Regions from separate parts of the Homo sapiens genome. Here region 2 is linked to region 1. Evidence: chromatin loops called from intact Hi-C (ENCODE). Cell type or tissue: MCF 10A. All regions are shown on one strand. Links, peaks and the distances in the headings refer to the core of each region. The heading gives the core; the rest is flanking DNA.

Region 1 (15,073 bases), core at 4,552-12,551:
TGGCAAGAGAGGGAGCAAGAGAGAGAGGAGGAGGTGCCAGCCTCTTTTAAAGCACCAGCTCTCACGTGAACTCAGAGAACTCACTCATTATCACAAGGACAGCACCAAGCCATTTATGAGGGATCTGCCCAAACACCTCCCACTACAACATTGGAGGTCACATTTCAACATGAGATTTGGAGGGGACACATACCCAAACCGTATCACCATCTGGAGGTCTTTGGTGTGGCTGGTGAGAACAGGCACGATGCCAGTTCTTTGTGAGCACAGGGCACTGTTACCTTCAGTCTTTTCGGGTGGTCCTTTCCCTGGCCTTGGGTAGTTTCCCCACATGCACATCCTAAGCAGTATTCAGCTGTATACCTGGGAACCCTCTGTAGATCTTCAAACTTCTTTCTCTGCAGCACTGTCTTCTCTCATGCCATGCCCTGTGAACTCTGGCCACCTTGGTTCCCCATCCCTCACCTTGGGAAGCCAACTGGTGTCTTTCTGGGTTTCCTTCTTCCTGTGTCACAGCCTGAGGGACTATCTCATGATAGTGAACAGGAGCCGTTAAAAGGCTCATTTCATTAGTGTCCATTCCTCAGGGATCACTGTTCTTCATTGCCTGATGTCTGGTGTCTTGAAAACCACTGTTCTATGCATTTTGTCCCTTTTGGCTGTTTCAGGCAGGATGGTAAATCTAGTCCCTGTTATTCCATTTTGACTGGAACTTGAGATTGCTCACTTCTTCCTCCCTCTTTCTTTCATTGAGGTGAAATTCATATTACATAAAGGAACTATTTTAAAGCGAACAACTGAATGACCTTAGTGCATTTATAATATTGGGCAGCCACCACTTCTATCTAGTTCCAAAACACTTTCATCAGTCAGAGAAAACCCTATAACCATTAAATAATCCTTCCCCATTATTCCCTCTCCCCAGCCTCTGGCAGCCACCAGTTTGCATTCTGTCTCTCTGGATTTGCCTGTTCTAGACATTTCATATAGAAAGAGTCATACAATATGTGACCTTTTGTGTCTGGCTTCTTTCACTTAGCATAATGTTTTCAAGGTTCATTCATCAGTACTCATTCCATCCTTATGGCTGAATAATATTTCGTTGTGTGGATATATACCACATTTTGTTTATCCATTCATCTGTTGATGGACATTTGAGTTGTTTCCATCTTTGGGCTGTTGTGAATAATGCTGCAGTGAAGATTGGTGTACAGGTACTTGACTACCTGTTTTCAGTTTTGGATATGTGCCTGGGAGTGGAATTATTAGTCATATTCTTTACGTTTTTAGGAAACACCAAAATGTTTCTACGATGGCTGAACCATTTTACATTCCTACCAGCAATGTGTAAGAGTTGAAGGTTTTCCTTATCTTTGCCAACACTTATTTCCTGGGTTTTTTTTTTGTGTTTTTTTTTAATGAGTATCTCCATCTTCGTGGGTGTGAAGTAGTCTCATTGTGGCTTGAACATGCATTTCCCTAGTGATTAATGACATGGAGCATCTTCTCATGGTTTTTTTTGGCCATTTGTATAGCTTCTTTGGAGAAATGTCTGTTCAAATCCTTTGCCTGTTTTTGAGTTGGGTTGTTTTTGTTGTTGAGTTTTAGTAATTCTTTTTTTAATGGTATCATGAGCAGTTTACCATGGTCCAAGCTAAAAATTTTAATACTCTTCACACTGAGTTGGTTTTTAAGATAATTTTATTAACTAGTCACTCACTTGTTGCATATTTAGGTTGATGGTGTTATTAATAACTTACAAAATAATTTCTGTGGCTCTTTTTCTCATGGGCTGGGTCCAGGAATATGGTAATGTTTATGGATCTTACCAGATTTTTCCTAAAGGGAGTGAGTTTGCAAAAGCCATCAGTAATTTTTCAAGTGTGTACTTGTGTCACTGCACACTTGAGCCTTATTTCATAGGATGTATTTTGCTAATAAGTGTAAAATGACTCTGTTATTAATTTTTTTGATTCCTAATAATGTGAGCATTTGTCCTTGAATATGAGTATATGAGGAAGAGCCAAGTGGGTAGTGAAGAGAAGTGGATGGGAATCTGGCTTCAGTCTTTCGACTAATCCTTGCATCTCTATTTCAGGCACCATCATGACTCCAAGCGGAGGAGATCCGATGAATTTAGGCCTCAAAATTACCACCAGCAGGATTTCCGACGAATGTCTGATCACCGCCCCGCTATGGGCTACCATGGCCAGGGACCCTCAGACCATTACCGCTCTTTCCACACAGATAAACTGGGGGAATATAAACAGCCTCTACCCCCATTGCACCCTGCAGTCTCAGATCCTCGCTCACCCCCTTCTCAGAAATCTCCTCACGATTCCAAGTCACCCCTGGATCATAGGTCTCCTTTGGAGAGATCACTAGAACAGAAAAACAACCCAGATTATAACTGGAATGTTCGGAAAACATAAAGGACAGCTCGTAAAGGAGAGAGTAAGAGTCACCAAACACGTGGATATTTTTGGTCTGATCCTACAGTAGCCGGTTATCTAGACCAGTAAGTGGAGTTTTGGACATGCTGCTGCTGTCAACTCACTGGCTGAAGGAGCACTTCAAGGAATGGGAGGCCTTTCACTGGGTCCAGCTCTGATTCGGGTCACCACTCCTGCACTTTGGCACCCCATCCCATTCCAGCCTAGTTCTGGCCTCCCACTTTGACGGGCACTTGGAGGAGGAGCTGACTGTGTGTGTACCAGCTTCACTGGGATGTGTTTCCCCAGTCAAGGAACAGGGGATCTTCAGAGTCATGAATGTTTTCTTGCCAGGGTCAGTGTTCCCAGGACCTTAGTGCATGGTCGGGGCAGGAACTGGTGCATGGAGGCTGCTGGGACCTGGTGAACAGTGTGTGATTTGGTTGATTTGGTTCACTCTGACATGATGGATGCTGCTGATGGGGAGTGGCGAGTTGGGGCAAGCGGGTGGGGACAAGCATAGGACTTGAAGGGGAGCAGGTACACCCCTCAAATGTGTTCTTGGGAGAAGTGATACACTCGGCCTCATTATGTGAAACCTGTGGGTGGGGTTGGGGTGGAGAAGTAGAGAGAGGGCAACAGCTTCCACAACTGCTTCATCTCTGCCAACACTAATTTTTCCCACACTGTCTTTGTACATTTCAGAGCTTTGGTCTCCTGAGTGGGCCTCCTTTTCCCACTGTGCCAGGGAAGGTAGGTTTCTCTGGCTGACTGAGTACTGTGAGTGAGGCAACACTGATGCCAGCATGGGTCTTACTTGACTGGGGAGTAGGCTGAGTGAGGGGTAGGGTGGGGTAGGTGGGGAGTAGTGTGGCCAGGGAACTGGAATCCCTGGTGGATTTCTGATTCCTGTGGTGAGAAGGAAAGCTACAGGACCTGGAGAAGGGGATGCAGAGGCAGGCCTGCTGACCAACTTGTTGCAATCACAAAGGTGGGGGTCCTGGTGCAGGCAGTGAACAGGCTTCTAATGTGGGGTTCAGTAGTGCCAGCAAGTGGGGGAAACTTTCAGTATTGCGCTAGGTCAACACTTCCTGCTGCATTTCCTTCCCTTTGCACAGCTTGAAGAAATAGAGTAGACAGAATCACACATCATGTGGTGGGCAGATGGAAATAAGTACCTGTGGTGAACAAGTTTCTACTGTAGTTGGAGATCATTAGAATTGAATTCAGTTTCTCTTAGAATATAATCAGGTATAAACCTAAGTTAAACTTTTTCCCAAACAAGGAGCATCCAAAGACACAGTGACTTGAGCTATAGATAGTAAAAATCATACGAGAGTTGAACTGAGTCAGGTTTAGGAAGCAAGTTTGGTTGCATCAATTAAGCAGGCTCTTTTCAATTGACTGATGCTGGGGCCTTCAGTTTTATTCTCAGTATAGATTGCCAGTATTGTTAAGAGTATCCAAAGGCCTTTCTAGATGGAGACAGAATAACTGACTTGAACATACAGTGTGCCTGTAAGTGTCCAGGCTCAGAGCTGGTGAAAACCCTTCTGTTGGGCGTGTGCAGGGTTAAACTCCTGAAGTAACTTGTGAGGACTTCAGTGCTTGCTGGTGTCCTGGGCAGCACCATGAATGCCTTTACCAAGACATGCCAAGTTGGATCCCCCGAATGAAGCAGATGTGGCTGTGGTGTGACCCTTGCTCCCTGCTACACAGAGCATCGCAGGGCTGGCCTGTGTGGTTTCCAGATGAGGGTCTGGGTCCCGGAAGCTTGTGTTGAGAGCTCAGTGGACCCACCCCGCTTGCTGAACCCTCACAGTTCTTGGGGTTGTCCAGCCTGGACTTGTAGCACACATGTCCTGAAGCAAAGCTCCGGTGACTGCATGAGCCACCTGGCCACAGTCCTCCCATGGAGGGCCTGCCGTGACGCTCAGTGGAGAGGGCAGGGCCTGTGTCTCCACTTAGGCCACACAGTGATGAGGAAACCACAGATGGAGCTTCTTGCCGATAATACTGACTCTAGCCCATGATTGCCTTGCCCAAGCCAAAGAGGAAGGTTAGGTTGGCTTGTCGAGCCCTTGAGCGTTGGGAGATGGGGTGGGAAGGAGGTGAGCCCCTGCAGAGAGTTGGGTAGTGTCCTTCAGGAATGAAAGGAGGGGCAAAGGAGTCACCAGAGGTCCTGCATTTCCATCAGGGTTTCCACAGTCATCAGGGCTTCTCTCTTGAGTTGCTGATAGGAGATGTGAGTTATGCCCAGAGATGTCTTATCGTGAGGAAAAAGAAACTTCCTTTTGTTCACATTTAGGACTCTCAGTGCCATATGAAGTAGCAAAAGGCAGTATCGGCCAGATCAGTGTTACATTGATTCTAAAATTACAGTGTCCCCATTAGACAACTATTTTAGGTGCTGGAGTATGTTTGAAGAGTGTGCTGGGAAAAAGGAAGCATTTCTTCATTGATTTAAATCAGTATGAATATTATATGCCTAAATAAAAAATTTGCACAGGTAAATTCTCTCACTTGTGAATGGGAGAAGCTGCCCCAGGAATCTGTGAGGATGGTATTCCCTGGAGTCTGGCTTTGAAAGATTTCATTGTTGGTAGAAATAACAGGTTGAGAAAGAGGGAGTTAGCATCACCTAAAACCTGCACGTGAACAAGGGTTGACATGATACACTATGGCCTTAGAAAAGGGCCAGGTGAAACCCCAAGCTAATCACTGCGGTCTTTCAGAGCCGGACAGACAGGTGCCAGCAGAGCCCGGGGCTCACTCTCCTTTCAGTCATTCCTCAGCCCTTCGAAGGGAAGCCCAAACACTTTGCACGCTGTGCTGCAGACATTCTGGCCTGGTGTGTCTGAAAGTTGCATCAGTCCTCACGGTGCAAACACAGTTGATTTAGGAAGTCACACAATGACACTGAAATCCTACAGACCAAAATCCACTTGTCAGCAGGAGCAGCAGCCCAGGCCCAGCACCAGCGGTCTTCCGGCTCCTCTGAGGGCTGCCACGTTGGGCGAGGGGAGCCATGCCAAGGGTCCAGGCTGCTTTAGGCCATCTGTGCCCCACTCATCTGGGGACAGATGGTTTTTCTTTATTGTAAAATTGTGGACTTTTAAAACCTGTTGACTAAACAGTAATTAATTTATATTTGTGAAAAATGCCACTGTCCTAGTGATTTCTGATGTAAATAATGTTGTTTATATAGTATGTATTAAATTTTCCTACATTGTAAAACTGCTGTACTTTTGATTCTTGTATATTAAAAAGTGTTACTGAGCATTTTTAGAATTGGGCTAACACGTTGCATTGCATTGTGGTGTGAGCTCTGTGACTAGAGATACCGCCTTGTCTACCTTCCCTCGTTGGTTGCTGGGTCACATCCAGATGTTTTGACAGCTTGTGAAGTGGAGTCTTTTAAAGTTGCATTTCCCTCCATCCAGTACCAGTTGCATTGTTGCGTACCGGCCTTAACACCACAGATACCTAAGCTGTTCCTGAGTATGCCGTCGTCGAGGTGAACAGCTCCCTGGCCGAGCAACTCCAGGCTGTGGCCCACAGCTCTGCACTTGAGGGAGGGCCAGGGTTGCCGAAACCGGTAGTTAATTCCCGTGGGTTAGTCCTGCCTGGGGGGATCCAGGGAGACCTAGGGGGGCCACCCCTTCTATCCTGAAGGAAATAACACTGTGTCTGCCAGCCTGTAGCTTTGAGGGTAATTTAACAGATGGGGTCTGGGGGGTGGCATTTTATAATGGAAACACTGACACAAACGTTAGCTTTAGTATTCTGGCACAGGGGCAGGCCCAGCTCTGGTGCAGCCCAGACAGAGGAAGGGTGGCACAGCCTGCGGGCGGAGATCTCTGTCTGAATAAGGGTTGAAGTTTGCCCAGATCCACGATTTTCACTAATGTTTTGGTGACTTTGAGACTAGCTCTTAAATCTTGATACCAAATAAGCCATGTGTCTACTGAGAGCTGAGCTGTCAACTGCTGTGACTCCGCTCCGTCAGCCCAGGGGACTTGGACGCAGGGGCCCTTGCCAGCCCTGGCCCGCGCTGGAGCGGGAGGCTGGGATTTTTAGTTCACGTAGTTCTTGAGAAAGACGAAGAAAAGCTGAGGGCTCTTGGTGCCCATCAAGAAACGACTCACAATCGTGTTGTAACTCATGACTCAGCTGGAACAATTTGGGGAAACTTTAAGAACAAGTACTGCAATAATCAGCTTATTATGACTTACAATAGCAACAAGGCTTCGAAACTGCCAGCTGCCAAAACGCCTGCCTTTTACTGGAAGCGGCCGGCCCAGGGCCCCTGCCTCCTCCCTCCTCCCTGGCAGGGCCTCGCACGCCTGGCATCACGGCAAGCCCTCCTCAGTCAGCGCCAACAGAAAGGTCACTTATTGAAACCCAAGTCCCTGCAGTTTGCCAGACCAGAGTCGGCTCCAGATTCCAACCTGTGGCTTTTAAAGGCGCAGGACCAGCTCTGATGTGAGGCGTTGCCTTAACTGAAGCCCCCTGCACCAGTCCTTTCTGTCATATCTCATGGGACCCATTTGGTCTCCCAGCCCACCTCAAATCTGTTCTGATCAGTGAGCGGGTGGGGAGGAGAAGGTGCAGCTGGATTCAGTGAAAGTTCCATCCTGCAGAAACCTGGGCACTAATTGAGGAGCTGTTCCCGCTGCTGCCGGTGGGCCCCTCCCCCAGGCTTGACGTCTTGGGGGTGTTCTGGTCAGTTCTGCTGGCGTGTGATGTGGTGGATGACAGTGTGCTCAGGCCACCTGGTTTTGCGCTGAGCCTCCTGCTGTCTGGCTTTGTGTGGGAACATGGACCAGTCCATGGCCTAAAGGCTTCTTACCTCGAAGATGGGCAGAACAATATCCACTTCCGGAACATCACACGTGAGCTTCCTCTTAATTTCTTTAGTGACCTAAGAAGGAATTGTTGCTAAAACACGGGCCCCGTTAACCACAGGCACTGTGGTGGCCCTCGGGGCGTTGGGGGGCTGTAAAGGGGCCTCCCGAGTCAGCGCATTGCCCCCATGTGGTCCCTCCCCATGTTCAGCTGGGTGATCACCTTGCATCTTCACCTGCAAAGGAAGGAGGCCGCTTCTTGGGTTCATGCGGTTTTTAAGTGAGAGTGTGCACAGTGGAAAAGGAAAAGGTTTGTAACCCTAAGGGCGACCTGGAAGAGACAGCATTCAAAGTCCTTGGCTGGGGAATGGGTGGAGAGGGTTGAGTCAGAGGGCAGCTGGATGGGTTGAGGCAGACTAAGGACAGAGCTTGCCCGGCCTGGAGGGCAGGCCCGGTGAGCACCGGGCCCAGCACCTCCCACTCCAGAGACTGCAAGACAAGCGAGCTGCCCTCTTGGAGCCCCATTGGCCAGGGCTTCTGGAAAGCCGCAGCTTGCTGTGCGGGGAGACTAAACCCCAGCAGGAAGGCCCAGCAGGGACTAGAACCCCCAGGAGCTCATAGTCTCATGGGGGAGACACTGCTGGAACCAGACAGTTATGGGAGAGGACGTTTTCCTTGAACCAGGTCTCCAGCCCCTCCTGTGGGCTGGTCCTGCTCCAGGAGCTGGACCCGCGCAGTGAACCAGGAGGATAAGGGCCCTGGCCCCTTGGAGTTGGTATTCTAGCTGGGGTAGGGGTTGGGGGCGGGCCCTAGAGAAGCAAACAGTAAGAGGACAAACGTCACATGAGTGCCAGGGAGAAAACAGCCAGAGGTAGAGGGACAGGGTCGTGAAAATCCTGGATCTGGGCAAACTTCAACCCCTACTCAGACGGCCAAGCCCTGGCGATGAGGATGGGCGGTCAGGAAGGCACGTGGGCCAGCGGGTGGGTGCCGGGCATGGCTGGACAGACTGGATTTGAACATTGGCTCTGTCTCTTACCAGCTGGTGTTGTGGAGCACATTCTCTATCTCCAAGCCTTAACTACAAATAGATACTGACAGCTTCTCACCAGGCTGGGCAGGGACAAGTGAGGTCCCTGAGGTGCATGTCAGGTGGGCTCGGCAGCTGTCATGATCAAAGGGTGGCACTGGGGCCTGTGCGGTGTTTGGGATCAGCTCCCACTCTCTGAAGCCTAGACTGAGGGCCCCTGAGCGAATGTGGTTCTAGAACCATCCTGCAGAGGGCAGCAGATTTCCACAAACAGCCTGCCCGGCACCCAACACCTAAACCCAACCCAGGGAAGGTTCCGGGCTCTTCCCTTGCCCGGGTGGGTCTCTCCCCCTTGGAGCCCACAACAAAGCCCCCCACACCCCAGGAGATGTGGAGCCACGTGGCTTCCGCAGGAAGGGAGACGGACGGGGAAGAGAGGGGCAGAGGCTGCAGGGAGAGGCAGCCTCACTGCCCTCCAAGAGCAGGGGACGCGAGGGGACAGGCTGCCCCGTCCCCAGCCTCCTTCATCCCTACTTCCAGCCCTTGTGCGGGGACGCACAGGGGGTCCTGCTCTGCAGTCCAGCCTCTCCTTCCTCCCACCTGGGAGGGGCAACTGTAGGGACCCTTCTGAGCCACAAGGCCCCCCTGGCATCACCGGCTGTTCTCGGTGACCTTCACCTTAATGTCCAAGCGCCCTGGTTTGGGTCTGGGGCCCTCTGTGACCTGCCCCTGCTGGCCACTCGAACCTTCTTGAGTCCCCTCACTGCAACCAGCCCCAGCTGCTCTCGGCCTCAGGTGGAGGAGGCCAGCTCCGCCTCTAGGGCATGGTCCCTTTCTTCCTCCTCCATCACCTCCATCTGCCCGCTGAGCACCTGGTGGTCTTCAAGAATCAATTCCGGCCATCTCTGGCTCTGCTGTTCCCATCTCCATGCCTGCTGGTGTCTTCCCCAGGCATCCCACAGATGCCGTCAGAGCCCCTGGCGCCCCCACCTGAACGAGGCTCCCTCGGAAAACCCAGGTTCTGTTCCTCTCTAGCTCCGCTTCCTGCCTCCACAGGTGCAGGTGAGAGGTGACAGCGTGCTGGCAGCCCTCAGAGCCCTCGCTTGCTCTCAGCACCTCCCCTGCCTGGGCTCTCACTTTGGCGGCATTTGAGGAGCCCTTCAGCACCCCCTGCACTGTGGGAGCCCCTTTCTGGGCTGGCCAAGGCTGGAGCCCACTCCCTCAGCTTGCAGGGAGGTGTGGAGGGAGAGGCGCAAGCGGGAACCTGGGCTGCGTGCGGCACTTGCAGGCCAGCTGGAGTTCCGGGTGGGCGTGGGCTTGGCGGGCCCCGCACTCGGAGCAGCCAGCCAGCTCTGCTGGCCCCGGGCAATGAGGGACTTAGCACCCAGGCCAGTGGCTGCGGAGGGTGTACTCGGTCCCCCAGCCGTGCCGGCCCACCGGCGCTGCGCTCGATTTCTCGCCGGGCCTTAGCTGCCTTCCCGTGGGGCAAGGCTCGGGACCTGCAGCCCACCATGCCTGAGCCTCCCACCCACTCCATGGGCTCCTGTGCGGCCCGAGCCTCCCCGACGAGCACCACCCTCTGCTCCACGACGCCCAGTCCCACTGACCACCCGAGGGCTGAGGAATGCGAGCGCACCGCGCGGGACTGGCAGGCAGCTCCACCTGCAGCCCCGGTGCGGGATCCACTAGGTGAAGCCAGCTGGGCTCCTGAGTCTGGTGGGGACGTGGAGAGTCTTTATACCTAGCTCAGGGATTGTAAAAACACCAATCAGCACCCTGTGTCTAGCTCAGGGTTTGTGAGTGCACCAATCGACACTCTGTATCTAGCTGCTCTGGTGGGGATGTGGAGAGTCTTTATGTCTAGCTCAGGGATTGTAAATACGCCAATCAGCACCCTGTGTTTAGCTCAAGGTTTGTGAGTGCACCAGTCGACACTCTGTATCTAACTAATCTGATGGGGACGTGGAGAACCTTTGTATCTAGCTCAGGGATTGTAAACGCACCAATCAGCGCCCTGACAAAACAGGCCACTCGGCTCTACCAATCAGCAGGATGTAGGTGGGGCCAGATAAGAGAATAAAAGCAGGCTGCCCCAGCCGGCATTGGCAACCCACTCGGGTTCTCTTGAGCGCTGTAGGAATCATCGTGAAGGTCTGCAGCTTCACTCCTGAGCCAGCGAGACCACGAACCCACCAGAAGGAAGAAACTCCGGACACATCTGAACATCAGAAGGTACAAACTGCAGAGGCGCCACCTTAAGAGCTGTAACACTCACTGCGAGGGTTCGCGATTTCTTTCTTGAAGTTAGTGTAGACCAAGAACCCACCAGTTCCAGACACACAGGGGGCTGGGAAACTGTTCCAGGGTGAACGCAGTACCAGGTCCTCTAGGCTCATTCCTTATTGTGTCTGGGTGCCCTGGTCCCTGGCTAAACAGTGGCCTGGAGGCACTTGCTGCGCTTGGAGCCTTCTCTTGTGGGTGCCCAGAGGAGCCAAAGCGGGTGCTACCTTCTCTGGGGGCTGAGGAGGCTCGGAATTCAGCCAGACTTCAGGTCCCTGCTCCCCAGGCTTCGCAGACGAGGGGGCATATTTAAAGCAGACAGGAGACAGGTCCTAGCTTAGAGCGGCTGTCTAAGACTCCTTGCTGGACTTGATGTTATCCCTTTTTCTGTTGGACTGTGGGAAGAGTCAGGGGACCTTCCTGCCGCTGAGCTGGAGTGGTGATGGGGCTTTAGGGGGTTGGGGCAAGTAGTAAATAGGGGGAGTTTGCTGATATCCTGGTGTTATTTTAGTATTTTAGCATCTACATGGCTGTGCTGGACTCATGGGCTCGTGGCCCTAGCTGCTTAGGATCAGGCCCAGGCTCTGCACTGCGGGGAGGTGGGGAGGTGGGGAGGTCTGGGCAGCAGCAGCACGGTGCGGCGTCAAGTAGCTCGCACAAGAAGGACTCAAGGCCCAGCGTGGAGACCCAGGGCCCTCACTGCAGGCAGGCTGAGAGCATGGGCTCTGGAGACAGCTCACCTTCAAATCGGGTTGCATCCTGGCTGCTGTGACCGGGCCTGGGTGGTTAATCTTACAGGGCCTCAGCGTCTGCACCTGTAATCCTGGGAGAACAGTGTTATTTTCCTGATGAGAGAACAGAGCCTGGCACATGCTAGCACCATGTGGGGCGAACCCTCATTACTGTGGTCCTCCAGGGTATACGCATCCTCAGCAAGGCCTGGCTAATGCTTGGTGATCTGGCCGGAGGTGGAGCCCATATGCCTGCCCTCCCTGGACCAGGACAGGCTGGCAGTGACACCTCTGTGGTCCCCCTGGCTTCATCTGGGGCCACCTCTTTCCACATTGTGTTAGGCTCCTGCTGACCCGTACTACAGGGCATCTTCACCTTCTTTGGACCCCATCCCACATCGCTCTGCCCCAATCCTGGAGTGCTTGTTGTCTCCTTCACTTTCTCAGCCCTGCTCTGACAGTGGAAGCAAATACTAATCAGATAAAAGAATCCCTACCCAGTTATACTGATTTAGTACTTCCCAAACGTGGGACTACAGATATATGGTGGGGAGGATGGTTCTTAGAGGTCTCTGGAAGAATTTAAACCATTTTGTTTTCATTTCATTTATTACTAATTTTTGAGACAGGGTTTCACTCCTGTCTCCCAGGCTGGAGTGCAGTGGCACGATCTTGACTCACTACGACCTCTGCCTCACAGGTTCAAGTGATTGTCCTGCCTCAGCCTCCTGAGTAGCTGGGATTACAGGCATGCGCCACCACGCCCGGCTAATTTTTGTATTTTTAGTAGAGATGGGGTCTCACCATGTTGGCCAGGCTGGTCTCAAACTCCTGACCTCAAGTGATCTGCCCACCTTGGCCTCCAAAAGTGCTGGGATTACAGGCGTGAGCCACGTGCCCCGCCTATGTTTTCATTTTAATGAACATCTTTTAAAATCAATTTAAAGAAATCCTGGAGCATTCGGAAGAGAGGGAGGGAAGAGGGACCCACGACTTAGGATTGTATCAGTGCCAAGGGGTCAGTGCTGCTTGACCCCAGGAGGATGGGGGAAACGTGCTGACGGTTGTCACAGGGCCTGAGTGGCAAGCAGAAGGGAGCTAAAGCACTGCTTGGCACCCAGGACAGGCGCTGAGCTCCGAAGAACCTGGGTCCTGGCAGCCGCTCCTTCCTCCCATGAGACAGCCTATTTGGTGTCTGCAGAACATCATCCACTACTTTAAATGAATGCTGTTCATTTGAGTTTTATTGGTTTTGTAGTTTTGTTTAGCCTTGATTGGTAAATGTGTCTTGATTTTATACTTGAAAGGAGAAATAATTACAAAGAGTTTATACCTAGCCTTATGAATAATAAAATTGACTCGAAGCAGCCCTGGAAGGCCTGGAGGAGTATTGGCCCCTAGACAGTCTGTACATTATAGGTGTTTGGGAACCCAGCTGTTGATGACCTAGACCTGTGGGTAAACAAGGCTGCCTATGAGATGGGCCTGTGCAAAGAAGCCACCTTCTACCGAGGCTTACTGGGCACCAGGCTCTGGGCCTGTTGCTTTGTTGCATTATTTTTTTTTTTCATTTAGTCTCCCGACAATCCTATGGAGTGGCATTTATCTCATTTTTCAGCTGAGGATCCTGAGGCCCAGACACGTTAGGTAACTTGCCTAAGATCACAGAGCAGGGAATTGGATCTGCTAAAACTTTATTGACGGCATATGTTAAAGACAGTAAGAAAGACTTTATTTGAGGTGGGGGGCAGTGTTGGACAGGGACCGCTGCAGCTGGGAAGAGAGATTGGGGTCCCCTCTGAATACAGTACAGGCAAGTGGGAATTGATGGCCAAGGAGCAGGGTGGGCTCAGTGGATGGAAAACCTCTTAAGAGGAAACACCTGGGGGGATTCTTGCTGAAGGCAGGCCAGGTGATCAGACGTCCCCTGGAGGCCGTGGGGCATGAAGACCACGATCAGACAGGAAGGGCAATCAGATGTGGAGGGCGGAGGATTCCAGCAAGACCAATTTAGCAGGACTCTTGCTAAAACCGAACAATCCAGAGACAAACACGGAAGCCCAAAGCCCAGGCCTAACTGGAAGGCTCAGGGCGGCCTGAGGAGAGATGGGTCAAGGCGGGGATCATTGTCAGAACTCAGATTCTAGCCCGACTCTGAAGGCCGAGCCTGTCACCACCTCATGCAATGGCTTTCCCTGCGGTCTCCCAAGGGGCTTTGCGCCAGTATGAGCTTATGTAGTTCTTCCCGCTGCCCAGTGATTAAGGCCTAGTCCTGCACCCAGTTGATAGCTAGGGCAGTGAGGCTCAGACACAGCCTGTGGCTTAAGATGAGGGTCAGAGAACCTCCTGTGAGCTCCGTGAGGACAAGGGTGTGCCGCTTCCTTCTGCCACCCGCATCCCCTTCCCTGATGGGCTGGTCACCGTGAAGGGCCCCCTCCCCACACTGCACGTGTAACTCGTGTTGTTACATATGTAAGTATGATTACACGTGTAATCACACATGTGACTCGGTTAGTGTCTGTCTCTCACCACTAGAGGTCAGTCCCGTGAGGGCGGGCACATTCATTCGAGCGACCACAGCTGTACTGCCGACATCAAGCATAGCCCCCCAGCTCATCACGGGGCCTCATGACGTATTTGTTGAATGCCTGAATGTGCCCCCAAATCCAGACTACGACCAGCCACATCGGGGGTGGCCTACAAATGTTTGTGCCAGGAAGGAAGGGAAGAAGGACTCCTCTTGTTTTATGCAACCAACACCCACCCTGGGGCACTTGCCTTAAGGGATTAATCTGAGATCATTAGCAGAGAAAGGGAAGGTCAAGTCCACTCAAGAAGGCGGTTGCCGGAGTTTTCCTGCTCCACCCTGGGGAGGGACCCCTGGCCCCGCAGACCTGGTCCCTGGTGGTCCCGGCCCCAGCCTTGACCTGAGGGCCACTCAGCGGCCCTGCTCATCAAACCGCTCTGATGGAGCCTGCCTGCCCTTTGAGCCCCTCCTCAGTCAGCCTCCCAGTGGGGGCCTGGCCCCACCCTCTGCTCACCCCAGAACCAGAGCCCTGGTTTGACTCCGCCCCTGCTGTGGGGCTCACGAGCATGCCTTGAACACAGGCTGCCTGTGCCCCCTGGAGCGCCCCGCCCCAGCTCGTTCTCTGCCCTCAAGCGAGGAGTAGGTGGGCGCAGTGAGCGGTGGGGTGGACGCGTGCTCTCCTACCAGACCCTGCTTGTAACCTGGAGTGGGTCAGTTGGCTTCTCTTTGCTTCTGTCTGTCCGTCTGTAAACCAGGGCAATATCTGCTTTCTAGGGTTTTTGTGAAATTTGACAAAGCAATGCAGGACTCGTTTCTATTTCCCAAGGAGGTAGACGTGGTGTCCAGAGGACGACAAAGATGGCAGCTCACCATGCACGTGGACCAGAGCCCACTCCATGGCTGGGCGAGCTGGGCAGTGGGTGACTGGCAGGAAATGGTCAGCTTGGAGGAACGGTGCCCTCGAGGTGGTCAGTAACGGGAGGGCTGAAGAGAACAGCGGCCAGTTACTAAGAGCACACGGTGGGCCGGCCGCCGCGCTGCATGCATTACATTTCATCTTCAGGACCGCCACGTGAGGGAGGTGGCGTCATTGTTCCCTCACAGCTGAGATAGCTGAGGCTGCAAAACAAGGAAAACCCACCCTTTTCATGCAGCCAGTAGGTGACAGAGCTGGGAGCCTGGATCGGGTCTGGTTCTGGAGCCCGGGCCCTTCCTTCGGTCTGGGT
Region 2 (15,073 bases), core at 4,752-12,751, 970 kb after region 1:
GAGGATAGCGAAGGATTTGATAATGTAGCAGGGCTATGGGGGAGATCATACAAAGTGCAGTTAAAGAATAAAGGCTGTCAAGACGGGCTACTCAAAGGAGAAATTGCAATTCCCAGACAATTCTTGTTTCTTATCTCTCTCACTTTCTGGGCACCTGCGTGCATTGATAATGATCCTTCTTGCTCACTGGCACCTGCTTGCTTTGATAATGATCCCTTCTTGCTCACTCTCCTTCTCCCCCATCACTATATTTCCTACACCATCCTCTTCATTCCTTAGGACTGGCAGAACTTCTTGTGGAAGCCCTTTCTTGAGGTACACAGGGTGGGCTCGGCACCTTCTTGTATGCTTCTCTAGGTTCCTCGGCATGTGTGTCCTTATTGAAGACTTATTGCACTATCCTGCAATGGTCTATTTAGGCATTAGTCTCTCCCACTAAATAAGGAGTTCCTTGAAGGCAGAAGCTGTACTGTTTGACTTTGTTAATGTAGCACCAAGCATGACATCTGGTCTAAACTTATGCTCAACAAATGCCAGGAGAATGAATAAATGAGCATAGCCCGAGCTGGATCCTCAGGAACATGAGGGACATGACACTGGAAAAAGGTAGAGAATGGGCAAGGAAGATATAGGGTAACAAATGTTCTGGAAAGATTTTATGGCCTGGCATGGTGGTGTCTCACGCCTGTAATCCCAGCACTTTGGAAGGCCGAGGAAGGTGGATCATTTGAGGTCAGGAGTTCAAGACTAGCCTGACCAACATGGTGGAACCCTGTCTCTACTAAAAATTAAAAAAAATTAGCCAGGCATGGTGGCATGCATCTGTAGTCCCAGCTACTTGGGAGGCTGAGACAGGAGAATCGCTTGAACCTGGGAGGGGGAGGTTGCAGTGAGGCAAGATGGCGCCACTGCACGCCAACCTGGACGACAAAGCGAGATTCTGTCTCAAACAAACAAACAAACAAACAAAAAAACACCTTCCAAAAAGGTCTGAAGATACTATCATTAACAAATGTTTCTCTCTTTGTCTTTCCCTTACATCTCATAAAAAATAACACTGTCTTTCACTTACGGTATTTTTTCCCCCAGAATCTAATTTTTATACTTTTAGTCAATTATAGATGCTTCCTAAATGTAAGTCTGAGACTCACCTAACTCTATTTGGGAAGAATCTAGCAACCACTGGGAGTGACTAAAACTTGGTTGTTCCTAGCCCTGTTCCCTTAGTTATTCCTTGCCCACCAACTGACCATCTGAGGCAATCTCATGAATGGCTGTATTAAAAATATATTGCAATTCCATGCCAAACACTATTCATTTATCTTCCATCTGTTTAAAAATGTATTAATAGATACAATTTGCTCTCTGGGACCTTTGGCTCCTCCCCAGGTTCCTGATTATTTATTTATACTGACTGGCTGGGATTCTTTTAGGCAGGATGATTATAATAAGACCTAATCTTTCCCTTTGCATGGTAGACGACTCATGCTACTTTTCTCTTAGAATCCTCCAGGCAGCATTCTGTCAACTTCAAAATGAGTGTTTCCATGTCAATGTTCTTCCTTCTCACAGCAAAATAAATTCTGGAATCAGTGACTTCCTTCCAATTAAGGCCAATTCCCATTTGTTTTTGACTTTATGGCTGTGGCCTGTGGAGGACAGAAAGGATTAATAATAATTTATAAGTGAGGCAAGAATTTAAACCGAACACATCGGAGGTGGTCTGATTCTGCTCCACGGCCTCTGAGGCCTCAGCTAGTAAGACTGGAGAACAGCTTGGGTGACAGGGACAGCTGGGAGCTGGAATCATCTGGAGGCTTCCTCACTCACAGGTTGGGGGCTTGGGCTGGGATGACTTGAAGGCTGGGATCAGCTGGGATTTTCAAGTGGAATGCCTGCATATGGTCTTTCCATGTGTCTTGGGCTTTTTAGAGCATGGTAGCAGGGTTCCAGGAGAGTCCAAGAGACCATGGTGGAAGCTGACCTAGCCTTGGAACCCACACTGCCACCTTCTTTTCTTACAAACAAGTCAGCCGAGGGTCAAGATGAAGGGCAGTAGATGCCATCTCTGGATATCAGGGATAATACCTGGCAGAGAGCAAATGCTTGATAAATCACAGCTTTTATATTATCCATACCACTGTACAGGGCCTCCCAGAAAACTAGAGTTCCTTTATTTTCCCAAATTCTTTCCTGTGAGTGAGTAATAGAAGCACTGTAAGATAACTGTCTTTTGTTTAAAGAACATTGGATAAGGGAATAGAATGAGGTTGCAATTTGGTTGTTTTGGTTAAAGAAGGAATTGAGATTGTAACATTATGATGGAATTTGATTTTCATTCTCACTATGTACTAGGCACAAAATCATAGAAAATGGTTTCATTTTATGCTTTTATTTCCACTTGAAACATGGGAGTCATACACAGAAACAGCTTTCTTTCAATTACATGGCTAGTAGTAGGTAAAGTGGGACATGGCATTTTGAATCACAAGAATTGGTATGGGCAATATCAAATACGTGAGGAAGTTTGAACTTCCTACAGGCAAATGCCTATAATATACACACTCATATGGTGACGATCCATTCACTTGCTAACTTCATTAGCAAGTGTAAGGTTGGTGCAAACGTAATTGTGGATTTTGCCATTACTTTCAATGGCAAAACCACAATTACGTTTGCACCAACCTAATATTTACCAACCACCTGTAAGTTGGTTGAGCAGGATCAATTCTAGACAACAGAGCAGGGCAGTGAATAGAAAAACCATGTGTCCTTGTCAACCTTACATCTTAGCAGAGACTCGAGCTGGTTCCACCTTTTTGTGAGGAACTCATGCAATTTTCCCCATAAAGGTCCAGTTCACTAAATGGCCTCACATAACTTATCAAAATTGTATGAAGAAAAAAAATTATGTAAGTTTTTAATATGACACTAAAATTGTACTCTTTTCCTAAAGAATTCTTTGCTTACTCCACAAGTGTGCAGCTTAAGGGCATTTAGAATTATTTCTTGTAGATATTCAGATATATTTTAGGTGGAGCTATAGGAAATCGCTAATATTCACCCACTCTTTTTTTCTTTTTTGAGACAAAGTCTTGCTCTATCACCCAGGCTGGAGTGCAATGGCATGATCTCGGCTCACTGCAACCTCTGCTTCCCAAGTTCAAATGATTCTCCTGCCTCAGCCTCCCAAATAACTGGGATTACTGGCATGTGCCACCATGCCCTGCTAATTTTTTTTTTGTATATTTTTTGGTAGAGATGGGGTTTTACCATGTTGTCCAGGCTGGTCTCAAACTCCTGACCTTGTGATCCACCCACCTTGGCCTCCCAAAGTGCTGGGATTCTAGGCACTTTGGGATTCTAGGTGTGAGCCACTATGCCTGGCCCACTCTTTTTTTCAAAAAAAATTTTTTTTTGAGATGTAATCTCGCTCTGTCGCCCAGGCTGGAGTGCAGTGGCGCGATCTCGGCTCACTGCAACCTCCGCCTCTCGAGTAGCTTTTGGGGTACAAGTGGTTTTTTGTTACATGGATGAATTATGTAGTTATGAATTCTGAGGTTTTAGTGCACCCATCACCTGAGTAGTGTACCTTGTACGTAATGTGTAGGTTTTTTATCCCTGCTCCCCCACACTCCTCCCCCTTCTTAGTCTCTAAAGTCCATTACATCACTCTGTATGCTCTGCTTTCTCATAGCTTAGCTCCCACTTATAAGGGAGAACATACAGTTTTTGATTTTCCAGTCCTGTGTTACTGCACTTGGAATAATGACTTCCAGCTCCATCCAAGTTGCTGTAAAAGACATTATGTTGTTCCTTTTAATGGCTGAGTAGTATTCCACATACTATGGAATGTAAAAGAAAAAAATATATATATATAACATTTTCTTTTTTTTTCCTTTTCTTTTTTTGAGAGGGAGTCTTCCTGTGTCACCTAGGCTGGAGTGCAGTGGCACGATCTCAGCTCACTGCAAGCTCCGCCTCCCGGATTCACGCCATTCTCCCGAGTAGCTGGGACTACAGGTGCTGGCCACTGCACCCGGCTAATTTTTTGTATTTTTAGTAGAGACAGGATTTCACCGTGCTAGCCAGGATGGTCTCGATCTCCTGACCTCGTGATCTGCCCGCCTCAGCCTCCCAAAGTGCTGGGATTACAGGCGTGAGCCACCGCACCCATCCCACATTTTCTTTATCTGCTAAATAGTTGATGGGCATTAAGATTGGTTCTACATCTCTGCAATTGTTAATTGTGCTGCTATAAACATACAAGTGCAAGTGTATTTTTCATACAATGACTTCTTTTCCTTGGGGTAGATACCCAGTAGTGGAATTGCTGGATCGAATGGTAGATCTATATTCAGCCCTTTAAGGAATCTCCACTCTGTTTTCCATAGTGATTGTTCTAATTAAGATTCCTACTAGCAGTGTATAAGCATTCCCTTTTCCTCATATCCGCCAACACCTATTTTTTTGACTTTTTATTAATGGCCATTCTTGTAGGAGTAAGGTGGTATCACATTGTGCTTTTAATTTCCATTTCCCTGATGACTAGTGATGCTGAGCATTTTTCCGTATGTTTGTTGGCCATTTGTCTACCTTCTTTTGAGAAATGTCTATTCATGTCCTTTATTCACCCACTCTTGACCTATGAAAACAATTTTATATGATTTAAGTTATGTGCTGTCTAGAATTTTCTGAAGAAAATCAATTAATAGGAGTAATAAGAATATTGTGACATGTTTAAGTGAGATTTCCTAGAGCCCACTGTTTTGGCCTTAGATATCATGGTAAGTCTTGGTTTTAGACAAATACTACATATCACATTAAGGCAGTCTTACTATAATTATAATTTCACAGTAAAAGTCCATGGAAAGTTGTTGCTGACTTTACTTCCTCTCCTAACTACTCACACAGCAGGTGTAATCCTGAGGTCTCAGAACATTCATGTTTATGTCTTGCAATTGATTTTACAATAATAAAAGACAAGACACATGAAGAAATAATGAGACTACTTAAAGAAATAGCAAGGTTTAAATAATGTCACTTAGCTCTTCATGGTTTACAGAAAATTTTATAGGAATTATTATTTTATCTTCTCCTTATAACTATCTTATTAAGTAGGATTTGTGATTCTCATCATACAGATGAGGAAACCAGAGTTTAGAGAGATTAAATCTTGTCCAAGTTTGCCTATCCAGTGGTTAGATTTGAACTCTGTTTATCAAAACCCAAAACTAAATATGTTCTACACTGGTCTGCTCCATGTATCCTGACTTCTTCTTTTTTATTGAAAGAGGTCCTTCTCCTACTGGCCGTGAGTTTTCAATCCTGCATGTTTGTTAATCCATTGCCAATGGAAACGACCAGACAAGAGGAAGATTAGGAATGTCGTGTTGGTTTTTGGAATGGCATTTCTCAAAGAATATTGGGATGAACACTGATTCAGTCAGAGATTTAAAGGTGTTGTGGTCAAAAGAAAATTTTGAAGTTCAGTTAAATGAAGCTAAACAGCTTTATTTCTTTTAGCATAGGGGTTGTCAGAAATTTAAGTAAGCTAATATGCATTTGAATCTTTGAAAAGACACCGAAGAATATATAAGGACACACACATTAAACAGCAATGATTTTTTTGGGAAATAATCCCAAGGCTAGTGTCCCTTTTAGCACATTTTGGGAGTGCTGGATTAGAAAAGTCATCTCAGATTCCAGGTAAATAAATTACTTCTTTTCTTTATGGCAGACTTGCTGTAATGAGAAGAAATAAACATTACTAAACTCATCAAGGTTCGGGTAAAATTTCAGTGCTGTCACTCATCAGCCATGTTGACTGGGACGTATTATTTAGTAGTATCAGTACTATGTTATCTCATCTGCAAGAAGGTGGTAACAATCTCGAAAGAATAAAACTTTTGTTGAGGACTGAGAAAAATGGAAAGCACTTAGCGTAGTACTTGGCAGGCAGTTGGCATTCAGTCAGTGATGATAACTTTTCTTTCCCCCACAACTTGATCTGAGTCTTTGCTTTCCATTCCTGGACTACTGAAGACAATTTCTAAAGATAACACTTGTCAATGGCCCTCATCCAAGAGAATATCACACAAATATGATCTGCAGAGCACAGGGTATAACAGTTCTCACACATTGTGGAAATGTCAAGGTTTATTATGCCCCTGTGACATATTGCCATGGCTTAATTTACATTTCCATTTGCTTTATGAGAAGTTTCTTACTCTGGAACATCTGACCTCTCCTTGATGCCTCTTTTATTCTTCAAACTGCTTTCCTAGCCCATCTGGCCACATATTCTAACCCTTCACTTCTGAACCTGAAATCTAATGAAGCAAGAGTATAAAACAAGCCTCATTTCATTACTCTGCATTTTGTGAGCCAGTGGTTTCAACAGTGTATAGTTATGGGACCATTATAGTACTTTTCCTATGGGAATATCTAATGGCCTTCTGTGGAACAATTTTCTTCTTCTTTTGACCTCTATCTTAATATAATCATTCAAAGGATATTCAGTGCTTTGTGCCAAATTTTAGCCATGACAAACTACTTCAAGATTTCAACTTCATAAGCAAGAGAGACATATTTTCATAAAATGCTTTTTTCCCCCACTTAAGTTAGGTGCTTATTTTATTAAAATGAGAAACTCAGTTGACATTTTTCTACACTCAAACCCCTTTTTAATGGGAGAAAGGGTTGAGAGAGAGAAAAGGAAGGGAGGAAAGAAAAGCAAAAGAAGGTATGTATGCACACCCAAATACTTTTTAAGAAATAGGAACTGTCTCTCAAACTTGATTTTTTTTCCTTTGGCAAAGAAGGGAACCATGCATCTTCATGGGCAAAGTCAAGGTTGGCATATTTGACTCCCATCTGGCTGGGGGCCAAAGTGTAGATGAACAAGCCATTATTTAATTAGTCCAGGCAGAACCGAAGCTTCTGATCTGTTTATCTTACTTCATCTAAGGTAATCAGGATCTGCCATTATGTGAGACTAGCGTGGCTATGTGCAGATATTTCAAGCAGGTGACAGACTGGCAACCGGCCTTCCCCAGGTAAGATGAAAGAAACCAAAAGAGGATCCAAGTATTATTGGGAGCTTCAACCACACTGTGGGCCTTAAAAGAATTTCAAAGAGAAGGTCTCATTTAGTTTAGTCCTTACCATGGTCCCGTGACATAAATACCAATCATTTCACTCACAGGTGAAGAAAAGGAGGCTCAGAAAAGCTGAGCAACTTTTCCAGGGTCACAGAGCAAATGATTGGCAGGCAGAGGCTGCAAATCTAATTCTATCTGCTTAGACTTAAGGGTTCCGGGCACTAAGCAACCCTGCTTTTCACTCACATTACATCTTTTGGCTGCTACAGGCCATTGTTTACTCCTGGAGACTTCTCATTTGGCTCTGCAAATTCCATTTTATTTTTTTTTTTAATGAGAAATCATTTATTTTTTGACTACCTTTCCAAGTACCTGGATAATCCCTAAAAGTAGTACTCATAAACCCATGGAGAAGTTGTAAGACCTGATGTTTTTCTTGTAGTAGATGGAGTATTTGCTATGAACAGCAACATGATGGCTTATTTCCAAGGACTTTCCTCTCTTGCTCTCCTCCTTTCCCCGTCTCCTCATACACACACAGACACACACACACACACACACACACACACACACCACACACATTCATGCTCTCGATCTCACATGCACATATGGCTCACTTGCCCTAAATACAGTGAAAGAGATTTTACATTATTTAATTCATTTTGAGAGAGAGACTGACTTGATTCCTGCTGGTGATTAGCATGACTACAAATGCATGTGAAGCAGGACGGATGGCTAATTCTCCTGCCCTACAATTCAACTTAAACCATAATTCCTAAGATAGATTTCTTCTCTCAATATTAATGGGAACCAGATGCCTCTTGTTAATAATAATGTATGCTCAGGAAAAGAGAGACAGAGAGATTTTTTTTGTTTTGTTTTTCAAAAAATATTAGTGCTGTCTAGCAAGGAAGAATGTATAATTTATACTTAAAAATATATATTTGTGTTGAAATATAGATTTGTATTGAAAAATGTATATTTGTATGGAAATATAGATTTGTATTGATAATCTACCATCATTCAGGTAAGACCTACCTACATTATTTACCTCCCTGCAAGTAGGTAACATAGAATGTGAAAGAGACTTTTCTTTTGAGTTTATGCACTTTGTTCTTTATTTAGTGATATGATTCTCTCTCTCATACAATAAGAGATCAATACGAATGTTAACATGAGTTACTATTTTCCCACTTTATATGACATTTTAAATTTTAATTCCATTTGAGTTGTGATACTAACAGATGAGAAGGTACATGTGTTATTACCATGCAAATTATTTAATTTTTAATTAGGTCAATTCATAGGCAAAACAATACAAAATAAGGCTTATTCTGAAATAGTTACCTCATTTAGAAATTTGAGCGTAGACTGGCCATTTGAACAAGCTTCCTTTATTTCCATTGCCATATGCGGTTGTTCAGTTCTTTTCAAAATAAACTAAGTACTGCCTGCTGTGCACATGTGTTTGTCAGAACCATCCATTCTTGAGTAAGATTTAGGGGTAAAGCACACCAACCAGCAGCCTAATTATTCCAGAGTTTCAAGGTATCCATTCACATGCTCCAATCTGTCCACACTAGAATGAGGGAAATCCCACTGTGTGTCCTTAGGCAAGTCCCTAGACATTGCTGTGTCTTGGTCTCCTCACCTGTAAATGCTGGAAGACAATAATAGCTATCTCACATGATTCTCATGCAGTTTAGGTGAGAAAATACGTATCATTGTCTTCAGCAGCCCTTGGCATAAAATAGGAGATTGATGCGCTTTGGCTGTAATAATTATGATATTATTAATCAAGCAAAATATAACACAACAATAATTTATTGTCCCTTTCACCTTAAAGGGACAAATTATTCCCTTTTCAGATATTCTATAGCACAAATTTTCTGTGCAATCATAGAAGTGTTCAATTTGCTATCGCTTTGCTATATATCATGGTCTTACATGATCACTGTCTCACATAATCATTTAATATATAATATTGTTATATATCATAATTATAATTTTTGTTTTGCTTGTAGCTGAATTTGTTCTCTGCATCACATCTGATAGTCATAAAATTCCAACAAATGGGATGAAACAGAAATGTGCAGCTAGATGTCATATTTTGGGCATCACTAGAGGGAGCCAGAGGTAACAGAGCAATCACGTTTCCCAAAGTAAACTTCATTATGCATTAACAATATTTGCCAAATGTTGATAGCATATCTACAGTAAATACATTATGTAAACTTGTCCCTTGGTTCTAAAGATGTGTACAATATAATCACAGGTCTCAAGGAATTTATAATCTAATCAAAGAAACAAATAATATACATTAAAAACCCATTAAATGATCATGTAAGACGATATATAGCAAAGCAATCACAAATTGAATGCTTCTACGATCTCTCAGACGATTTGTGCTATAGAATGCCTAAAAAGGAAATTATTTGTCCCTTTAAGGTGAAATAACCTGGGAATGTTTCATGCATAAATACGGGCATTGAATAGGGTTTAGAGTACCAGAATCAGCATCCGGACTAGTGGAACCTTTAAAGGATGCAAGGAGTGATGCTGTGAATGTGCCCATCTCCCTCTCATGGAGGGCTCCTGTTTACTACTCTACTCCTTTATCCCTAGGGCATGGATCTGACTCAGCTACTCCCCATGTTAAATGTGGTAAATGGTTCCAACTGCTTCCTGGATTAAACTAAATGTTATAGCCTGGCATCACATGCCTACATTATTTTATTTAGAAGTAAGAATGTAAAGGTATACTTTTCAAGTCAAGGTATAGCTTGACTATAAAAGGGGCTAGCAGGTCATGCGTGGGCTAAATGTTAGGGACAGCGGGGACCCACGGAAGGTTTTTGAGCAGTTGAATATCTTGACTTAGTATCAGTATTAAAATAATTGTATAGGCACAAAATCGATGAATTTATTACCCAAAATTCTTATTCAATTCACTACCTTAAATCCAACTCCACTCATTGGTAGAAATTGAGTTACCAGTAAAATGCTAGTTTTTATGCTTCTTCAAAATTAGTGTAAAAATATGAAAACCAAAAACAATGTCATAAATCTTTCAGGTGTCTTGTCTTCCTTATCCTTTTGGGGTCTGGGGATTGGGGCAGCAACCTTATCAATAGTGGAAGTTACTTTTCCTCACAGACCCATTCAACTTGGAGCATGCCAGTTGTGAAGGTGTTATAGGTTTCCAAGAAATAGGAGCTTGAGAAATAAAGAAAGGAGTATCAATGAAATTTAAAGGGATTTTTTTTCTCTCTCTTAGAAAAACCAAGAATTCACATAAGGTGAGGAACGCTAGTTACTGGAAGGGGAGGAGTGTAATTTCCAAACAGCCTCATCACTGTACAGGATGATCAAGCAAAGCCTTATGACGGTACTGGCCCTTAAAAAACAGCCACTTGGAATAAAAAGTAGCCCTCATAGAGTTAACTTATCTGTGAAAAACCCATTGTCACTTCCTAGATTCTGAGATTTCTAAAAGTATAAAATGTATCATGTAACTTGGAGTATCTAACATGACTTGAGTTTCCACTGAGCATGAAAGTCATTTTTACATCTTTTCAAGTATTAAAGCATGTTTTTAACACTCACTAGCCTACCGAATTCCCCTTCTAGCCTTTCCTATCTTCATGGCACCCAACAGCTATTTTAGAGCAACTGTTCTACTCGAGGCACCCGGTAACTGCAGGAGATTTATGGAGAAACAAGTCATAGCCCTTGCTCACAAGCGGCTGAACTGACTAACCACAGGGATGATACAAGGAAACAAATGCCTATCATGTCCAAAGACTAAATAATATGTAGTGGAAATGCACTGGAGGAAGGCTTCTTGTCTCTTTTGAATTAAAACTCTGAAGAAATATTAAAGGTGGAGTAGATAGTAAAGACATGGGACTAGTAGATGAGCAGAAGCATCCTGGAGAAGGAATAATCAGGGCGAATTTTAAAATGAAAACTGCGTGGAACATGTTCAGAGCACAGCAATACTCCAGTTCAGCTAGATGGGAGAATGCGTGAAGGGGAGAACTGAGAGGGACATCATGCGACAGCTAAATGGGATGAAAGCATTCAGGCCTGGGATACCCAGATACGATATTTGGGTTTATTTCAGAAAGCAGTCAGGAGTCGTTTAGAGCATTTGATGTGGCGAGTAGCTGAGTCCGAGTCACAACTCAGGAAAATTTAAAAATTAGTCATAAAATAACAAGTGAATGAGAAACGGGAAAACCCAGGTAGCAAGGAGACCAGAAATGTTGAGAGAAAGATATGAAGCCCAGATTTTGGGATATTACAGAGAAATGCAATGATTTTGATGTGCTAAAGACAGTTCAGACATGTTGAGCCTGGGAAACAGGAGAATTGACAGCGTTCATAACAGAAATCGGAAAGTTGGGAAAAGAGTTGGAAATTGGACTCTGGAGGTATGGGATTACATAACTATATAGAGGAAGACAATAGATAGATGATAGATAGATAGATAGATAGATAGATAGATAGATAGATAGATAGATATCTTGCACTAAGAAAGAAATATAGGCCTAGAACCAAAGAGAAAATTTAGGCAAAGATTACTTGTTTGGGGCCCTATCTTAGTGCATCACATATGAATGCTGCATCTGTGATTAAAATTACATGAAATACCTAGTTTTGGTTTTTGCTAGGGTGCTTTTTGCTCTGCAAATATATTATGAATCTTATATCTGATTTTCTTTAAGTCAGTTGTCACTTGGTACTAAATTATGTCATGTCGTTAAGGATTTCACAACCTTTGTAACATCAACAATGGTACTGACCACTGTTGACCTGGTTGAATAGTAACTGACTGGTAACATGAAAGCCATCTTCATGATCCCTCTAATCATCGACCCTGGAGATAACATTTAAATACAGTCAAAGCTTAAGCTGATTCATGCACTACTGCTAGAAGCATAAATTTGTACCACTTTTCTGGAGCAAAATACAGATATGTAGCAAAAACTTTAGAAAGTATCTAAATCCTATTACATTGGAAATGCTCTTCTAAGAATGTATCCTAGATGACAGTGACATAACTTGGTTAAAATTGAAGCACCAATTTATTTAATAATAAAAAACTGGGTCATCATATAAAATGTCCATTTATTACAGGTAAGACATGAGATATTAATATAATTGAATACCTCATCTCATTAACAATGATAAAGTACATGTGTATTTACTGAAAATAAAATACAATTTCTTTGTGGAAAATAAAAAGTACCTTATAAAACTATATGCATAGTATAATTATTTATATATTATGTTGGCATATGCATCCACATTAGAATATTTAAAAATGTATTTATCCATATCCATATAGATATATAGATATAGATGGATATATATTTGTGTATGAGGTTGAAAAAATATTTGCAAAGAAATCTGAAAATGCATACATAAAATATTAGTAGTAGTTATCTTTGGAATGTAGCATATGGGGGATTTTTTCCTTAATGGACATTTTCTACAATGAACATACATAAAGTACACAAAACCCCCCAAAGTTTGTAAATATTTAAGTTAATCCAAGTTATTGGAACACTCTGAAAGTCTGGCTTATGAAGGTGAGAGCTGCAGGTCAGAATGCAAACTGAAGGTGGCTTCCAGTTAGAGCCAGGCTGGCCCCAGTGCTGGGCTGAATAGGAGAGCTGGCTGAGCCCTGAGTTTCCGAGCTGAGCGAGTGAGCCAAGTTGGAGCAATCGGTTACAATGGGGGGCTGGCGTGTGCCAGAGGTAAACATGGTACGATGTTTGGAGATGAGGTGTTAAAGACTGCCTCTTCTGAGACAATGTTAAGAACAAGACTTTGTTCTGAGTCTGCTCTTCTGGAAGGCCTCAGCTTCAGTGTCCCCAGTAATCAAGCCAGATGTCTTAACATGGTCACTTTTTCACGGTCTCTGACAGCTGACAAAATGTTTCGTCTGTGAAAAAAATAATGCAATATGGACACAGACACTGAACGATTTAATAAGATATAGCAGATAGTGGGGGGAAATGCCCCAGACAAAAACAAGAGCATCTCTACCTTTGTGGTTGCAATTCAGAGTAAAGGTTTAGAGGGGTTTTTTAAAGTAAATAATTCTCAGTTCACTAAAGGAAATGTACTCAGCAGAGAAATGCTCAGAACAGTGAGATTTTGATGATGGAGACTGACCCCAGGTCATCCCAAAAATGCACTCCCTGGCTTTAGGGAAATAACAAATCCTTGTCAGTACTAGCATTTTTCTGTTTGCTATCAACTTTTGGGGGTTTTCTCATCATCATCATTATTATTAAAAACACATGTCAACAAAATACAACTAATATACATCAGCAGCAAGTGTTCTCTAACAGAAAAGGGGGGGATTTGAACTGCTCAGATGTTTCTGTTAGTTGCCAAAAAAAAAAAAAAAATACATCTGGTGAGTCTTCCTCACTGATTTCCCTCCTATTTTTTCCCTCCTTCTCCTAAGGGAAACTGAATGATTATTTGGACAATATGTCTCAGAACTATGTCGTGTTGGGGCAAGGACTAACCATAAGAGAGGAATGTTGGACGTTGAGAACGTTGCTCATGGCTTCTCCACTGAAGTGACAGAGATGGCCAGGAATAGAATGGTCCTGGGAGGAGAAATATGCACAGATGACATGGCCAGGCACATATTTCCACTTCCTTACAATACTGAGTTACTGACATACTTTTCCAAACCCTAATGCCACATCTTGCTGAGTGTCAGTTAAGATGGTTCAGGTTGCAAGAGAATGAAAGTAGTTTAAACTAGCTGAAACATTAAAGGGAATTTATTTACTTATGCAATTAAAAAGTCTACAGAGGGAGTAAGTTTCAGGTACATTTTATTTTATTTTTTTAAATCAGGGCTCCAGCTGTACTTCTCTGTGTATCTTTCAACTTTTCCCACCTCTGAGTTTCTACTTCAACCATGCAACACACTATCTATGAAAAAAGAGAGACTATGGATGTTCCGCAGCTCCCAGCGATGTTCCTGAGCATTTCATTGACTGGACTGCCTTGTGACCAGTGGTTGCCCTAGGCTTTATTTCCTGAACTAATCACTGTCAGGGAGGATGGCATTACCATAATTGGATTAGACAATTCATGATGTCTACTCAGCCCACGCAAACCATTTGTCTGTAGGGAAAAGGAGGAACAAATGTTGGAGAACCAACCAATGTGTCCTCTGGTGAACTGATGAAGTCATTTTTCCCCAGCTAGAGATATATATAGGTATATATAGTAGTATATATATATAGGTATATATATAGTTATATAGGTATATATATAGGTACATAGGTATATATATAAAGGTATATATGTAGTGGCTTAAAATGGTATAATTAACTACTATATTCTCATTATATATTATATATAGTATATATATAGAATACATATACTATATATACTACTATATTCTATATAGAGAATACTATGTACTATACTACTATATTCTATATACTATATAGAATATATAATAATATATCATACATCATATATAATTATATATAATGTAATGAGAATATAGTAGTTACATGTTATAGTTCTATATATAGTACATATAATATATTCTCATTATATATAGTTGTATATATGATATACAATATTGATAATATAATATATTATAATATATTATATTATTATATAATATACAATATATTATTATATTATATATACCATTATATATGATTATATAAATTTATATAATTTCATATGATTATATGAATTATATAATTTCATATGATTATATGAATTATATAATTTCATATGATTATATGAATTATATAATTTCATATAATTATATGAAACTTAATCTAACGTAATCTATGCCAGGCACCATTCTAGGTACCTGAATGTGTTGAAGAACTGTTTCTAAGGAGCTTATGCTCTAGTGACATGGTATTTGATATATAAAAATATATATGTATATATTTGTATATACAAAC

What was found. Peaks named below come from ENCODE experiments on the same cell type or tissue, not always from the same donor. Only the 100,000 strongest peaks of a DNase experiment are listed, where the experiment ranks them.
Region 2: a loop joins it to region 1, with 12 times the contacts of the local background. A loop is called at or near these places in 20 of 110 quality-filtered maps.

Annotation. Positions count from the first base shown.
Region 1 is chr15:93,022,274-93,037,346 of GRCh38, forward strand. It overlaps CHD2 (chromodomain helicase DNA binding protein 2), which reads left to right. Exons shown (of 39, transcript NM_001271.4): 39 at 2,099-5,723. The coding sequence ends at 2,432. RGMA (repulsive guidance molecule BMP co-receptor a) reads right to left here. Exons shown (of 4, transcript NM_020211.3): 4 at 12,998-15,073. Among named protein-coding and RNA genes, the nearest start is that of RGMA, 59 kb to the right of the region's middle. RefSeq lists enhancers at 6,173-6,679, 9,718-10,222, 13,918-14,057. In MCF 10A, for the core only: a CTCF peak has its summit at 8,575 (motif pointing right); DNase peaks (open chromatin) are centred at 6,628, 7,648 and 8,558.
Region 2 is chr15:93,988,025-94,003,097 of GRCh38, forward strand. It overlaps LINC01581 (long intergenic non-protein coding RNA 1581), which reads right to left. Exons shown (of 9, transcript NR_120320.1): 3 at 13,652-13,735. Among named protein-coding and RNA genes, the nearest start is that of LINC01580, 95 kb to the left of the region's middle. In MCF 10A, for the core only: a CTCF peak has its summit at 9,227 (motif pointing right); no DNase peak of the experiment used is centred there.